Linked DNA regions of Homo sapiens: region 2 is linked to region 1. Evidence: read pairs that join two places in POLR2A ChIA-PET (ENCODE). Cell type or tissue: OCI-LY7. All regions are shown on one strand. Region 1 overlaps R3HDM2 (R3H domain containing 2). Region 2 holds the start of STAC3 (SH3 and cysteine rich domain 3).

What was found. ChIA-PET counts read pairs that join two places held together with the same protein. Peaks named below come from ENCODE experiments on the same cell type or tissue, not always from the same donor. Only the 100,000 strongest peaks of a DNase experiment are listed, where the experiment ranks them.
Region 2: POLR2A ChIA-PET joins it to region 1 with 10 read pairs; 7 of 35 experiments call an interaction of 5 or more read pairs at or near these places.

The regions. Positions count from the first base shown.
Region 1 is chr12:57,375,403-57,383,402 of GRCh38, forward strand. The region is part of intron 2 of R3HDM2 (R3H domain containing 2); the gene reads right to left. Among named protein-coding and RNA genes, the nearest start is that of R3HDM2, 52 kb to the right of the region's middle. In OCI-LY7, no CTCF peak of the experiment used is centred here; no DNase peak of the experiment used is centred here.
Region 2 is chr12:57,249,558-57,257,557 of GRCh38, forward strand. STAC3 (SH3 and cysteine rich domain 3) reads right to left here and starts at 1,630. Exons shown (of 12, transcript NM_145064.3): 1 at 1,436-1,630; 2 at 14-80. The coding sequence starts at 79. It overlaps R3HDM2 (R3H domain containing 2), which reads right to left. Exons shown (of 24, transcript NM_001394031.1): 22 at 6,857-6,954; 23 at 6,433-6,517; 24 at 4,207-5,556. The coding sequence ends at 5,216. In OCI-LY7, a CTCF peak has its summit at 18; no DNase peak of the experiment used is centred here.

The sequences.
Region 1 (8,000 bases):
CCAACATATAATCAGATGAATATCAGATGAATATGCTCCTGCCTCACCTATTTTTAGAGGAAAAAAATGGCTATATCTCTTCATAACTGTGCCATTCAACTTACACTGTGCAAAGACCAGAACAGAATGCACTTGGAAGAAGCAGCGTTTTTTCAATTCTTAAATTCTCTAGACTCTATGAGTAAATACTAAACTGTATTTTCAAAGGAGAAACAGGCTGGTTCTTTCAAAATATGGTCCATTTAAAGTACTTATCCAGGTCAGATCAGCTGCTTTTTTTTTTTTTTTTGAGACGGAGTCTTGCTCTGTCGCCAGGCTGGAGTGCAGCGGTGCAATCTCGGCTCACTACAACCTCTGACTCCCTGGTTCAAGCAATTCTCCCGCCTCAGCCTCCCGAGTAGCTGGGATTACAGGCCCACACCACCATGTGCAGCTAATATTTTGTATTTTTAGTAGAGACAGGGTTTCACTATGTTAGCCAGGATGGTCTCGATCTCCTGACCTCGTGATCCACCCACCTCGGCCTCCCAAAGTGCTGGGATTACAGGCGTGAGCCACCATGCCCAGCCAGATCAGCTGCTTTCTAACCCCTCTCCATCAACCAGAGTAAGCCATCATCTCATTCTGTAAACCCAGGCTTTCTTACTATTAACAACAGACAGCATGGTCAAAGGGGCCCAGTTTTGAGTTCTGGCACTCTTGGTCTTGGACCTATTCTGGGTCCTTCATTGAAGATAGAACCACTATGACCCTCCTCTGACTTGCCCATGCCCTCAGGGCAAGATGTCCATGGGACCAGAGGACATACCTACCTGAAGAGCCTTACTCGACTACTCTCAGCTATGCTCCAGATCCCAGGTTTTCCTGCCTAAGCAGCCCCAAACCCCAATCAGGGCCTTCAGTGGATTTCTTCTCATCTCAAACTTTGTCCTTCCATGGACAATAACCTTCTGTTATACACGTTCCATTGCCTGAATGGTGGGCAAGGGACAAACAACGGGAAGGGTACAGATGGAGACTAGGCTTGTAGGATATCCCTGAACCATCCTATTCTGTCTCAAAAAATAATTTCCCCTCAAAGTTCTAACAGTTTTTTAATTTTGATTTACTGGGTGAGGTGGCACATGCCTGTGGTCCCAGCTACTCAGGAAGATGAGGCAGGAGGTTCACTTGAAGCCAGAAGTTCAAGGCTGTAGTGAAATAAAATTATTAAGTTCCTTTTTTAAAAATCTTGATTTATAACTACTAAATATTTAGAAATATGGGGACGGGGGCAGTGGCTCACACCTATACTCCCAACACTTTGGGAGGCTGAGGCAGGCGGATCACCTGAGGTCAGGAGTTTGACACCAGCCTGGCCAACATGACGAAGTCCCATCTCTACTAAAAAATACAAAAATTAGCCAGGTGTGGTGGCAAGTGCCTGTAATCCCAGCTACTTGGGAGGCTGAGACAGAAGAATCACTTGAACTCAGGAGGCGGCGGTTGCAATGAGCCGAGATGACACCACTGCACTCTAGCCTGGGCAAAAGAATGAGACTCAGTAAAAAAAATAAAAAATAAAAAAAAATTTTAAAAAAGGGGCAACCCACTTGGGTCCCCTTCCATGCTGTGGAAGCTTTGTTTTTTCGCTCTTTGCAATAAATCTTGCTGCTGCTCACTCCTTGGGTCCACGCTAAATAAATAAATAAATAAATAAATAAAAGAGACTTGGTCTCAGAAAAAAAAAAAAAATTAAAAATATGGAATGTGGGCTTCCATTCATGCTGTTGCCCAGGGACTGAAGTTGTTAGTAAAACCATGCCCCAAAAACTTAAACCAGTAACTAACAGAAAGTCTTGAGTTTGCAAGATAGCAGATAAGAAACAACTTTCTGAAACACTGAAACTCCTTCTGCTTGTAAGATAACAAAACTGGCTGAAATCAGTTGCAACCAATATAGCCAACTAGAGTTCACTCTGAAGGAGCGTCATCACAGCCTGAATTGCCACCACATGCTTCATATTAACTCCTCCCAAATTTGAACATGGGACCCATGAGGAGTCATGAAGAGATAACTGGGTACTGCCAAGGACTTTCTAGACCTCCCCTTTCCTTCCACCAATCACCTAGTAATCCCAGAATCTACCCGCTAAACCTGTTCTAATAAAATTACTGCACCAGGAGACAGATTTGAGCTTGACTCCTGTGAGTCAACTGGCAATATAAGCTTTTCTTTTCTCAAAAACTCAGTGTCATAGTATTGGCTTGTAGTGCATTGGGCAGCAAGCCCCTTTTGCTTGATAACATTAGGACCATGCCTACCTAGCCCTATCACATACCAGGCTTTGTGATCCTAGATAAGTAATCACCTCTCTAAGCCTCTCTTTATCTCAATGTAAAATAAGCAAGTTGAAACCTTTCGGCCAGGGGCAGTGGCTCACACCTGTAATCTCAGAAGTTTGGGAGGCCGAGGTGGGCGGATTGCTTGAGGTCAGGAGTTTGAGACCAGCCTGACCAACGTGGTAAAACCCCATCTCTACTAAAAATACAAAAATTAGCCAGGTGTGGTGGTGCATGCCTGTAATCCCAGCTACGCGGGAGGCTGAAGGGAGGCTGAAGCAAGAGAATCTCTTGAACCCAGGAGGCGGAGGTTAAAGTGAGCTGAGATCATGCCACTGCACTCCAGCCTGGGTAACAGAGCAAGACACTGTCTCAACAAAAAACAAACAAACAAAAAACACCTTTCATAGGATACTGTGATTATATAATTTTCAAAGTAATTTTGCAGGGTGTCTGGCCCACAGCAAATCTGTAACAAAATGAAACTATTATTACATGCTATGTCATCACTCTGTTTCCTATCATGGGCAAAAAGGGGACATGAAAGGGCAAAAAAGTAGAGCCAATTTCAGATAAACTATAATCAAGAGAGCTGTTTGTGGGTCTCATTTTAAGGATTTGCTTTCATGGATTCCATCTTGGTCTGTCTGGTGGTATTATTTTTCTTTTTTTTGAAACAGGGTCTTGCTCTGTTGTCCAGGCTGGTGTGCAGTGGTGCACTCAAGATTCACTGCAGCCTTAACCCCAGGCTCAAGTGATCCTCCCACCTCAGCCTCCCTAGTAGCTGAGACTACAGGCATATGCCACCACGACTGGCTAATTTTTTGTGTATTTTGTAGAGACAGCGTTTTGCCATGTTGCCCAGGCTGGTCTCAAACTCCTGGACTCAAGACATCCTTCTGCTTTGGCCTCCCAAAGTGCTGCAATTACAGGTCACTGCACCCAGCCTATTTTTCATTCTTCTCACTAAAGTCTAAGTTCTGATTCAGCAATTCTACTTCTGGGTATATATTCAAAAGAATTGAAAATAGGGTCTCAAACAGATATTTGTACATCCATGTTCATAGCAGCACTATTCATAATAGCTACATGGTAGAAGCAAGTGTTTATCAACAAATGAATGGATTTGTTCCAAATGTGGTATATACATGCAACAGAATAATATTCAGCCTTAAAAAGGAAATTCTGACATATGCTGCAACATGGATAACCTTGACGACACGCTAAAGCCAGTCACAAAACGACAAATTCTGTATAATTCCACTTATATGAGGTAGTTAGAATATTCAAAATCATAGAAGACGGAAAGTAGAATGGTACTTGCCAGGGCTGGGGGAAAGGGGGAGAGGAGAATGGGGAATTATTGTTTTATGAGTACAAAATTTCTCAGTTTTACAAAATGAAAATAATTATGGAGAAGGATTGGTGGTGATGGCTGCATGACATCATAAATGTATTTAATACCACTGAACTGTTAAGAGGGTTAATTCTGTTAAAATGGTAAATTTTATGTTATGGTTAAGATGGCAAATTCTGTTATGTGGATTTTAACACAATAAAAAATTGGAAAATGAGGCCAGATGCGGTAGCTCATGCCTGTAATCCCAGCACTTTGGGAGGCCGAGGCAGGCAGATCACCTGAGTTCAGAAGTTTGAGACCAGTCTGACCAACATGGAGAAACCCTGTCTCTACTAAAAATACAAAATAAGCCTGGCGTGGTGACGCATGCCTGTAATCCCAGCTACTCGGGAGGCTGAGGCAGGAGAACAGCTTGAACCTGGGAGGAGGAGGTTGTGGTGAGCTGAGATTGCACCATTGCACTCCAGCCTGGGCAACAAGAGCGAAAATCCGTCTCAAAAAAAAAATAGAAAATGAAAAAAACGATAAGCTCAATAAGGGAAGGGATTTTTTTCTGTTTCTTCACTGCTATATCCCTTACTCTCAGATAGCTCTGACACAATGATTAAGTATTTGTTAAATAAGCTATTGGCCACAAAAAGCAAATATGAAGTGGTTATCTAATATTCCAACATCAAAATATAAGCCTATATATGTAATATATACAATATAATATGTAAGCCAGCTTGGCCTGACCAGAAAATAAATTATATATATATGGCTACTTCACTTAGTGCTTCCTCTAACTTCAGGACAGTTTCCTTAAAAATGAAATTAATGAATATTAGAATATATATTTAATATAAAGGTATTTCTGATCTCTTCAACTTATCTTCCTTACCTGTCTACATAGGCATACTAAAAATACTCAGTAACTCCATACATAATCTCACCAGAGAGAATTACTAGCATAATTCAATTAACTAAGTTGTACTGAAGCTCTAGTTTTAAGCTCCAAATGTAATAGGATGTAACAGAAAGAAGTCCAAAAAAGCAGGTAGGAAAACGAAACCTTTCTTCCTGTTTCTCTTGAGTCTTGAATAATTCAATCCTATTAACTCCTAAAAACTCAAAGCCAAGTCTATGAACTATATCCTATACACCATGACACTCTCAAAAACATATTGTTTTTCAAATTTCCTTAATCAATCCATTTTTATCTTTCTGATGAAAGTTCATTTCCCAACTAAAGGTTAAAATATTATAGAAGTAAGTGATTCAGAATCAAATCTATTCTGAAACAGATTTAAATGACACTAATATTACACAAAAGACCCTTGCAGGTAGACAGAATGATGGCTGGGAAAAGAGAATACAGCAACACATCCTGCAAAGCCTAACTGCAAATTAAAGTGTGGCAACAAGGGGAAGGTTGCAGATGTTCTTTCTGTGTTACACAAGTCCCCATACTAGCCTGGGTACTTATTCAAAGACACAATAAGATTGCATCCTCCATACTGGTCTGATTCCGAAACTTGTCTACAACAAAAGACATCATCTTAAAACTCTTGGTGACCTCAAAATGCTATGAACAAAATACAAATATGATATTCTTGGGCACTGACAAAACAAACTTCTAATACCCCTGAATTCCACTTAGATGGATTAACACAAATCTTCTCTGAACAAAATTCAAAGCTTTCTTAAAAAAAAAGACACAAAAGCCAAAAAGCTACAACATATCAAGACCGAAACTACAATGCTATAAATATCCTGAAATGCCTCAAGGTGTGTAATTACTGAAGCTAATTAGTATTCTCAAAATTAAACATCCACTGCAATGCTCAAGGAATTGGAGAGGTGGGCAGAAAGAAAGAATGGGCAGGCCGGGCACGGTGGCCCACACCTGTAATCCCAGCACTTTCGGAGGCAGAGACGGAAGGATCACCTGAGGTCAGGCATTCGAGACCAGCCTGGCTAACATGGTGAAACCCCGTTTCTACTAAAAATGCAAAACAATAGTCGAGCGTGGTGGTGCACACCTGTAATCCCTGCTACTTGGGAGGCGGAGACAGGAGAATCACTTGAACCCGGGAGGCAGAGGTTGCAGTGAGCTGATATCACGCCATTGCACTCCAACTTGGGCAACAAAAGCGAAACTCCGTCTCAAAAAAATTAACATAAAAATAAGAATGAATGGGCAAATGAGGCCGGGCACGGTGGCTCACGCCTGTAATGCCAGCACTTTGGGAGGCCAAAGTGGGTGGATCACAAGGTCAGGAGTTTAAGACCAGCCTGGCCAACATGGCGAAACCCTGTTTCTACAAAAAATACAGAAATTAGCTGGGCATCTGTAGTGTAATCCCAGCTACTCGGGAGGTTGAGGCAGGAGAATCTCTTGAATCCAGGAGGCGGAAGTTGCAGTGAGCCGAGATCGTACCACTGCACTCCAGCCTGGGCGACAGAACAAGACTCCATCTCAAAAAAAAAAAAAAAAAAAGAATGGGCAAATGAATCCCATCAAAAAGATAAAATTCAGATGTATCTCTAATAAAGAAAAGAAAATAGGATTCTAGAATTAAACAATATAACTTACTGAGAGAAGGAAAATGGTATCGACTTCATAAATCACAACTAAAATGTGACATGTTTATTGATGTTATTCACAGGAAAGTGAGAATTAGGTGGGCAGGCTGAGAATTGCAATTTTATATATACATACATATAGAGAGAGGGGATAGAGATAGAGAGAGAGAGAGACAGAGACATAAACACACAGGGTCTCGCTCTGAGGCCCAGGCTGGAGTGTAGTGGTATAATCATGACTCACTGCAGCCTCAACCTCTCAGACTCAAGCAATCCTCCTATCAGCCTCCTGAGTAGCTGAAACTATACACATGCACCACCATGCCTGGCTAATTTTTTTTTTTCACTTTTGTAGAGATGGGGGTCTCCCTATGTTGCCCAGGCTGGTCTCTAACTCCTGGATTCAAGTGATCCTCCCAACTCAACCTCCCAAAGTGCTGGGACTACAGGTATGAGCCACTGCACCCAGACTTTTTTTTTCTTTTTGGAGGCAGGGTCTCTATTGTTCAGGCTAGAGTGCAATGACACAATCGTGGCTCACTGCATCCTCAACCTCCTAGGCTCAAGAGATCCTCCTACCTCAGTCTCCCAAATACCTGGGACTATAAGCACACACCAACACATCTGGCTAATTTGGTTTTTTTTTTTTGTAAAGTTTCACTATGTTGTCCAGGCTGGTCTCAGACTCCTGGCCTCAAGCAATTCTCCTGCCTCAGCCTCCTGAGCACCTGGAATTATAGGCATGCACCAACATGCCCAGCTAATTTTTGTATTTTTAGTATAGACAGGGTTTCACCATGTTGGCCAGGCTGGTCTGAAACTCCTGACCTCAAGTAATCTGCCTGCCTCAGCCTCTCAAAGTGCTGGGATGAAAGGCGTGAGCCCAGCCTACAAAAAAAAAAAAAAAAAAAAAGGGCTGGCTCACACCTGTAATCCCAGCACTTTGGGAGGCCGAGGAGGGCCGATCACCAGGTCAGGAGATAGAGACCATCCTGGCTAACACAGTGAAACCCTGTCTCTACTAAAAATACAAAAAATTAGCCAGGCGTGGTGGCAGGCACCTGCAGTCCCAGCTACTTGGGAGGCTGAGGCAGGAGAATGGCTTGAACCCAGGAGGCGGAGCTTGCAGTGAGCTGAGATCATGCCACTGCACTCCAGCCTGGGCGACAGAGAGAGACTCCATCTCAAAAATAAATAACTAAATAAAAAATAAAATAATTTTTATTTATTTATTTATTGAGACGGAGTCTCGCTCTTGTTGCCCAGTCTGGAGTGCAATGGCGCAATCTCGCCTGACTGCAACCTCTCACTGCAACCTCTGCCTCCCGGGTTCAAGCAATTCTCATGCCTCAGCCTCCTGAATAGCTGGGTTTACAGGCATGCACCACCAGGCCCGGCTAATTTTTGTATTTTTAGTAAAGTCTTGAACTCCTGACCTCAGGTGATCCACCGGCCTTGGCCTCCCAAAGTTCTGGGATTATAGGCGTGAGCCACAGCGCCCAGCCAAAAAAAATTTTTTTATTAGCCGAATGTGGTGGTGCATGCCTGTAGTCCCAGCTACTTGGGAGGCTGAGGTGAGAGGATCGCTTGAGCCAAGGAGGTCAAGGCTGCAGTGAGCTGTGGTCACGCCGTTGCACTCCAACCTGGAGTGAGACCCTGTCTCTAAATAAATAAATAAAGGTTAGCTATTATTTTGTGTTATTATTAAGTCTTCTTTAATACATTGGGATCACAATTTGTAAAATCTGGAAGA
Region 2 (8,000 bases), 130 kb before region 1:
GGCCCAGACTCACCCCACTTTGCCGAGTCTCTGCTGGGAAGGAGGGCTTAGGGGACTCCAGCACCTCCTTTTCTGTCATCCTGCAAGAGGTTGGACCCCACTATGAAATCTAATCCCTTTCATTCTTCTCTCCCTTTCTGTCCCTTGCAGTAGGGTGGTCCTCAAAGGGGAGGCTTTCGGAGAAATGTGATGAGAGATTTTGCTGTTGTTACTGTTGAGATGGGGTCTCACTCTGTCACCCAGGCTGGAGTGCAGTGGCGTGATCATGGCTCACTGCAGCCTCGACCTCCCAGCCTGAAGCGATCCCCCTACCTCAGCTTCCTGAGTAGCTGGAACACAAGGTGCACACTACCTGGCTACTTTTTTATTTTTTGTAGAGACATGGTCTTGCTTTGTTGCCTAGGCTGGTCCCGAACTAGCTCAAGCAATCTTCCTGTTTCAACCTCCCAAATTGTTGAGACAGGCGTGAGCCACTGCACTGGGCCAAATACAGATCCTTTGGCAGGTTTTATTAACAGATTTCATGGAGGTCTAGAAAAAAGCTTAACATGGCCGGGTGTGGTGGTGCATGCCTGTAATCCCAGCACTTTGGGAGGCTGAGGCAGGCGGATCACTAGAGATCAGGAGTTCAAGACTAGCCTGGCCAACATGGTGAAACCCCATCTCTACTAAATATATAAAAATTAGCCGGGTGTGGTGGCGGACGCCTGTAATCCCATCCACTCAGGAAGCTGAGGAAGGATAATCGCTTGAACCCGGGAGGCGGAGGTTGCAGTGAGCCGGGATTGTGCCACTGCCCTCCAGCCTGGGTGACAGAGCAAGACTTCGTCTCAAAAAAAAAAAAAAAAAAAAAAAAAAAGCCCAACAGACTAAAGAGCTTCCCAATTAGTTCCTCAAACTGATACTCATCCTTCCATCCTGAGGGGCGACCCCATAGTTTACAGCCCTTACACAGTGTTCAAAGCTGCGTGGTTTACGTCATTTTCCTATAGGTACTTTGTTTCTCCTGGAAATCTGTGGGCAACAGAGATGTGATGCATACCTTCCCAGATCTCCTCTCTTCAAGAGGTTTAATGTGTGTCCTCGTGTGCACACAAGGAAGGATGGACTGGAGACATTTGTCCTCCCCTACTTTTTTCTTGAGCCCTGGGGGCCCTGTGCCTAGTTCTGTCCCAGCCTGCCTCAGGGCTCAGCTATTTTAAGTTTTCAGGGTAATATGAGCCTTTCCTTCCCTTACTACTTCATTCCCTTCACCCCACCCCCACCCCCACCCCCCGCTTCAATCCAAACTCATCCTAGAGTAGAATAATAATTTTACGCCTAAAACCCAAAAGACTCACAGACAAGGAGAGAAATGAAGAAGCTGAGTAGATTATAGATCAGGGCAGCTGGGGTGAGCAGTCGTGGAAATCAAGAGGATGAAGAGGTAACTTACGTTCGGGATTCCCTAAGTCAGTCCACAGGCTGTAGAGGGAGCTGGGAGCCTCGAGGCCTTGATGGTGGTGCTGGGGAAAAACTGGTCCTCTTCCTTGGGGGCTAAGCCCCCCCAGTACCCCCTGTGTTCACACCAGCTACCCAGTCGCTATTTGTAGACCTCCTAGCCTCCTGCCTTGGTGTCAGGGCTGAAATGACAGGGCTGGAGGAAAGTGGACAGCTGAGAAACACAGCTGACACAGAGAAATTGGACACTGAGAGGTCTGGGGCAGGGCCGGACCCTAACTCCTCCCAACCCCCTAGAGCTGCTGTTCCTTGATTCTTCATCTAAGGCGAACAGGTGAATAATGGCTGAATTCAGGAAGGGACAGTTTCTGTTCATGCTCATTTAACATTTAAGGGGAGTTTATTTTTATTTTTCATTTATTTTTTGAGACAGGGTAAAAAAAGACTAATTTGAACTCATAGAGCTCTCCTATCAGCCATACTAGATGGCTTTTTTTTTTTTTTTTTTGAGACAGAGTCTTGCTCTTGTTGCCCAGGCTGGAGTGCAATGAAGCGATCCGGGCTCACTGCAACCTCCCAGGTTCAAGCGATTCTCCTGCCTCAGCCTCCTAAGTAGCTGGGATTACAGGCGCCCACCACCACGCCAAGGTAATTTTTGTATTTTTAGTACAGATGGGGTTTCACCATGTTGGCCAGGCTGGTCTCGAACCCCTGACCTCAGGTGATCCGCCTGCCTTGGCCTCCCAAAGTGCTAGGATTACAGGTGTGAGCCACCGTGCATGGCTAGATTGCTTTTTATCTGTAGGTGGTTGGAGGAGTACTTTGCTATCCTGTAAGAAAGTGAAGAATATGTAGTATTGCTTCATTCCCTCCAGCAGCTCCCAGAGACATCTCCCCACCCTCCTTCTTGTAAAATTTTGTCCTCAGACTGAAGGGAATTACCAGGGCTATTAAAAAGGGCCAGTTAACACTGGACAGAAGCATATAGCTGCCACATAAGGAATTTTTTAAATCATTTCTAAGTAATGTCCCCTTCCTCATGAGAACTGCAAACTCTTAAAGGTAGGATGGCCAACCCTCACACTTCCTAAACCCTTTTGATTCCCTGATTCCATCTCCCACCTTTGATGCCTCAGTATATAACTGATGGATCAAAGAGACAGATGCCATTCTCATCTCACAGGGGTGCACCCTTCTACTCTTTGGGCTGTGACATGGATGAAAGAGGAGATACTCCCATCTCAGGGGAGAGCAATTTAGAGGTGGCAATGCAGTGCTGCTCTATTCCTTGTATCTGTAAGAAATAAAGGACTGTGTTGGAGACTGGGTCAGGCAAGCTCCTGTAGGATCGTCGTTAGGGATACAGCTACTTGGACCCAAGAGATTTCCAGGGCAACGTGCTTTGTCATTCTCACCCACTACTTTTTTCTATTTAAGGGGGGAGTTTGAAAAGGGGGTGCAGGATGGTTCTGACTCTGCAGGTTCTTTAATGGCCCTGCTCTGACAGGCTGCAGAACAACAGGGCTTGCTTTGAGATGCTCTAAAGGAAAAGCTCCATCTTGCAGGCAAGATGACTTCTGCTCTTCGTCTTTTTTCAGCCACATAGGACAGGGACTGCTGAGCATGTTTGGATAATACAGCATCTTGGCACTGCGAGTTCAGTTGCTGTAGCTTTCATTGTAATAAAAATCTGCTTCTGTCCCTGACAGGTAAAACCCAATCCTCCAGCTTTAGGATTAAAGAAAGGCAGCCAGGCACGGTGGCTCACGCCTGTAATCACAGCACTTTGGAAGGCCGAGGCGGGTGGATCACAAGGTCAGGAGTTCGAGACCAGCCTGGCCAACATGGTGAAACCCCATGTCAACTAAAAATACAAAAATTAGCTGGGCACGATGGGGCACAGCTACTCAGGAGGCTGAGGCAGGAGAACTGCTTGAACTCGGGAGGTGGAGGTTGCAGTGAGCCGAGATATCGCGCCACTGCACTCCAGCCTGGGCAACAGGGCGAGACTCCATCTCAAAAAAAAAAAAAAAAGAAAGGCCCAAGTTCTCCATCCCTAAAGGGTTTTCAGAAGACGAGCTGGGCTGGGAGTGGTGGCTCATGCCTGTAATCCCAGCACTTTAGGAGGCCAAGGCGGGAGATCACTTGAGCCCAGGAGTTCAAGACCAGCCTGGGCAACATGGTAAAACCCTGTCTCTGCCAAAAATAGCAAAAAAAAAAAAAAAAAAGATTAGCCAGGCATGCTAGATCGCGCCTGTAATCCCAGCTACTCGGGAGACTGAGGCACAAGAATCGCTTGAACACGGGAGGCGGCTGCAGTCAGCTGAGATCTGCCACTGCACTCCAGCCTGGGTGACAGAGCAAGACCCTATCTCAAAACTCAACTACAAGGGCCCTAAATGAGTACACAGTACCACAGAATTAATAGTCTGGAAGGAAACCTAGAGGTCACCTACTAAGTCCAAGTCTCTTATTTTACTGATCTGGACACAGATCCAGAGTTGAGAAGTGATATGCTCGATGAACCACAGTGGCAGAACCGGGAGAGCCCAAAGCCATGGTCCCATTAGAGATCTAGCCATCTATCAGAACCGTGTACAGGGAAGAGGATGAGACAGAGGGAATGGTGTTAAAATAGTGTGCGTATGCTAGAGAAAGCCATCCCAACCCACGACAAACACCTCCAACAGCTGTAGGGCTATACCTACCCAGGGCCTCCAACCCTTTACCCATACCAGGGCGGCAACAGAGAAACAGTGACTGATGTCCAGTGACAGATTTTTTTTTTTATATTTAAAAACAAAACCAACCTCCCCCCAAATAACCCCCAAACAAACAAAAAAACAGATTAAATAAAATTTACAGTGAATATACCCAGCAAACATCTGTATGTGCAATTAAATACTGTGTCTGTTACTGCGGCACGAACCTCAAACAAACAATATACAAGTGTTCTGGGGGGGCCAGGGGAATCCCAAGTTTTAACTCTGTGGGGTCTAGGAAGACAAGATGGGGAAGTGAGAGAATGGGGCAATCAATTTTGTTTATCTTAATTCTGTCCATATAAATATATTCATAAAGACCAAAAAAGGAAAGGAAGCTTGGGATGTTAAGGTAATAGGAGGACAGTGTGGGACTTTCCCAATTCTACCTGACCAAAAAATGAGAAATTAATTTTATGATAGGAGAAGAGATTTAAAAAAATGATAGAAGAGGATGGAAGCCAGGCACAGTGGCTCACGCCTGTAATCCCAGCACTCTGGAAGGCCAAGGCAGGTGGATCACCTGAGGTCAGGAGTTTGAGGCCAGCCTGGCCAACATGGTGAAACTCCGTCTCTACTAAAAATACAAAAATTAGCCGGGCATGGTGGCGCGTGTCTGTAGTGCCAGCTACTTGGGAGGCTGAGGCAGGAGAATCACCTGAACCCAGGAGCTGGAGGTTGCAGTTAGCCAAGATCGTGCTACTGCACTCCAGCTGGGGTGACAAGAGCGAAACTCCGTCTCAAAAAAAAAAAAAAAAAAAAAAAGAAGAGGATGGGAAGAAGAGTGATGCAAGGGGGGTCAACCAGGGAAAAAGAGAGGACCCATGGCAGGGGAGCAAGAAGGAGTCCAATGCCAGTGTAGGTATCTGTGTTTCCATCTTCATCACTGTCTTAGGTTCCAGTTTAACATCAGTTTCCTTACTTCCTGCCTCTGTCCATGGTCTGTCAGGATCCTTCAACCCCCTCCACCCTGCCCTTGCTCCTTCTGTGACAGTCCCTTTCCCCTCCTCCATTTATTGGGAGCTGGCTCGCTCCAGGATCCTCAGGTCATAGTTCTTTTTGGCCATTCGAAGTTTGAAGCGACTCACGGAGTTGTTGAGACGAAGGGAGGCATTTTGGGCAGCCAGGGGGCTGGGGAACACAGCCACAATGGTGTACAAGGCAGCGAGGTCCGAGTGGCGGCCATTCTCAGCAGTCCCACTGTTGTCCCCCCCACCCCCTCCAGGCAGCCCCTGAGCATCCTTGAGCCACTGGATCTTGGCGCCAGACATGGCGAGCTGCGTGAAGAGTTTGTCCGCCTCAGTACGGGTGATGCCCTCAGGGAGATCTGTCACCTCCAGCACCCGCCCCAGGACTGGAAGGGGAGGAGAGAGGACATGGTTGTGAGAGGAATAGGACAGGAAGGACTTGACAGCAGCCCAGCAGAGAAGTGTCCAGCTGACTAAGTCTGTATACAATGTCTTCAAAAGCCTGGCCTTTCTCTCTTAGCCCTTTCTTCCCCTCCCCACCATCCCAGCTCTGATCAGGGCAACTAGGAGAAAAACAAATGAACCTTTCTATTCTCCTAGCCCAGAGATACAGGAAAGAAGGGACAGGGAATCAGAATCCTGGGTTTCTGAGCTAAGAACCTATACCTCAGTTCTCTCACAAGGTGCTACTGCTATGAAGAAAATGTGGCTTTTGCTAATGTTCTTTAACAATAATGTATCAATCTGAAATATGTTCCATAGTTCCCTTCCCACTCAGAGGCTGGCTCAAATAGATTCTTCCTTCTTATCATCTCAGGAAGTCAAGTTTCCCTTCCTTTCCTTGTTTAGGAAATTGCTCCAAATCCCAAGACAGATCTTGTTCACCTAGTGGGAGGCTTGTAGGACGAGAGTTTCTCCCCCATATTCTCTACCAATCTTCTCCTAAACTGGGTCTAGGACTACCAAAGGTAGATGTCGTAGATTAGGGACAGGACACTAATTAGAAAACTCTTTGTTAATAAGAGGCAACTCCCATAATTGTGTTATTCCCACTTTTTACCATGATCTTCCTCAGAATCTGAGATGGCTTGGTAGGGAGGACTGAGATACTTCACTTCTCCAGTTTCTGCTTGCTTTTGAGCACAAAGGGTCCCACTTCCACTCCCCATCCTAAGCTGGCTTTTCCCACCCATGCTGGACTGGTAATTAAGCGCTGGAAGGGTGGGCACCTTCTCTTGGGGATTCAGCATCCCGTGACTCACCAACATCTGCTGTCCCCAGGTCAGTGGAGGCAGATTTGAGTGCTTGTCTCTTGCCCCGGTTTCCATGCTTCAGTCCACTCTGTCCCTTCAACATTTGAAAGACGACTCTCATCCCATGTAAACAACATTGACTGCCTTGCATCAGAATGTCTGCCTGAGAGATTGTGGAGTAGCACCAACCCAGAGGACCCCACCCCACTAGGCAGTCAGGTTGGCCATGGAGCAGCGACTGAGAAACAAAGAGCCCCTCCCTCTTGGCATGGGGGTCGGGTGGGAGACATGAGTATAGGAGGTAGGGCAAGGCTCCTGCTTTGTTCATTCTGTGTTATTTCCCTTGTATACCCAGCTGGTTGAAGCTCAGACACAGGCACCCAAATAAGAAGAGGGGTCTGATGGCCCTACAGTTGCTGGTGGACACCCTTACCTGGTGCACCGTGTAAGTTGACTGGCCATGGAGCAAGGGAGGGCAGATGGACAGATTGTACTGTAATGGCTGGCCCAAAAGGGAGTAGCGCCCATCACCTAGGGAGTAAGAGCAATTGGTTTTCTGGGAGCTTAAGCTTCATAGTATGACTTTTATAAGACTTCAAGGGGCTTTGGAGACAGCAACAATGCATACTATTCCTAATTTTCTATGATGGAAATGCCCATGCGACTGGTATAAGAGTTGTTTCTCTTCCTAAATCCTTTGGCTCTCAACTGTGTCTCACAGATAAATGGGACTACTAGGTCCCATCATCCTTGAAGAAAGGCTCTATCCACTGTAGACAACAGTCCTATGAAAATGACCAGGGAAGAAACTTACAGACCCTTATGAATGTCTTTTATCTCTCTTTTTTTTTTTTTTTGAGACAGAGTTTCACTCGCCACCCAGGCTGGAGTGCAATGGCATGATCTCGGCTCACTGCAACCTCTGCCTCCTGGGAAGCGATTCTCCTGCTTCAGCCTCCCGAGTAGCTGGGATTACAAGCATGTGCCACCACGCCTGGCTAATTTTTTTTTGTATTTTTAGTAGAGATGGGGTTTCACCACGTTGGCCAGGCAGTCTTGAACTCCTGACCTCAGGTGATCCGCCTGCCCCGGGCTCCCAAAGTGCTGGGATTACAAGCGTTAGCCACTGCGCCCGGCTGTCTTTTATCTCTTATATAGATTCTCCCAACCCCTAAACCCAGGGTTCAAGTTTCTGACTCATGTGAGAGGCAGTATAAGCACAGTAGACAAGAGCATAGTCGTGGAGCCAGACTGCCTGGGTTAAAATAGTGGCTCTGTTACTGGAAATATGATCTAACGTTGGGTATTTTTTTCCCTCATTAATGTTGCTGGAAAGGTTAAACAAATATAAGACATGTAAAGCATTTATAGCAATGCCTGGTACATATTAAGTACCATTAAGTGTTACCTATTATTGATAAATATTACATTTCAGAGCACTTTAAAGTTTTTAAACTACATTCTCATTTTTATACTGCTTGTGACAGCTAAGGCAGAAAGCAGATAAAATTCCCATCTTATGTGTGATTAACCCCATTTTACAGACTAGGAAGTGAGGTCTACTTCTGAGTTTAAGT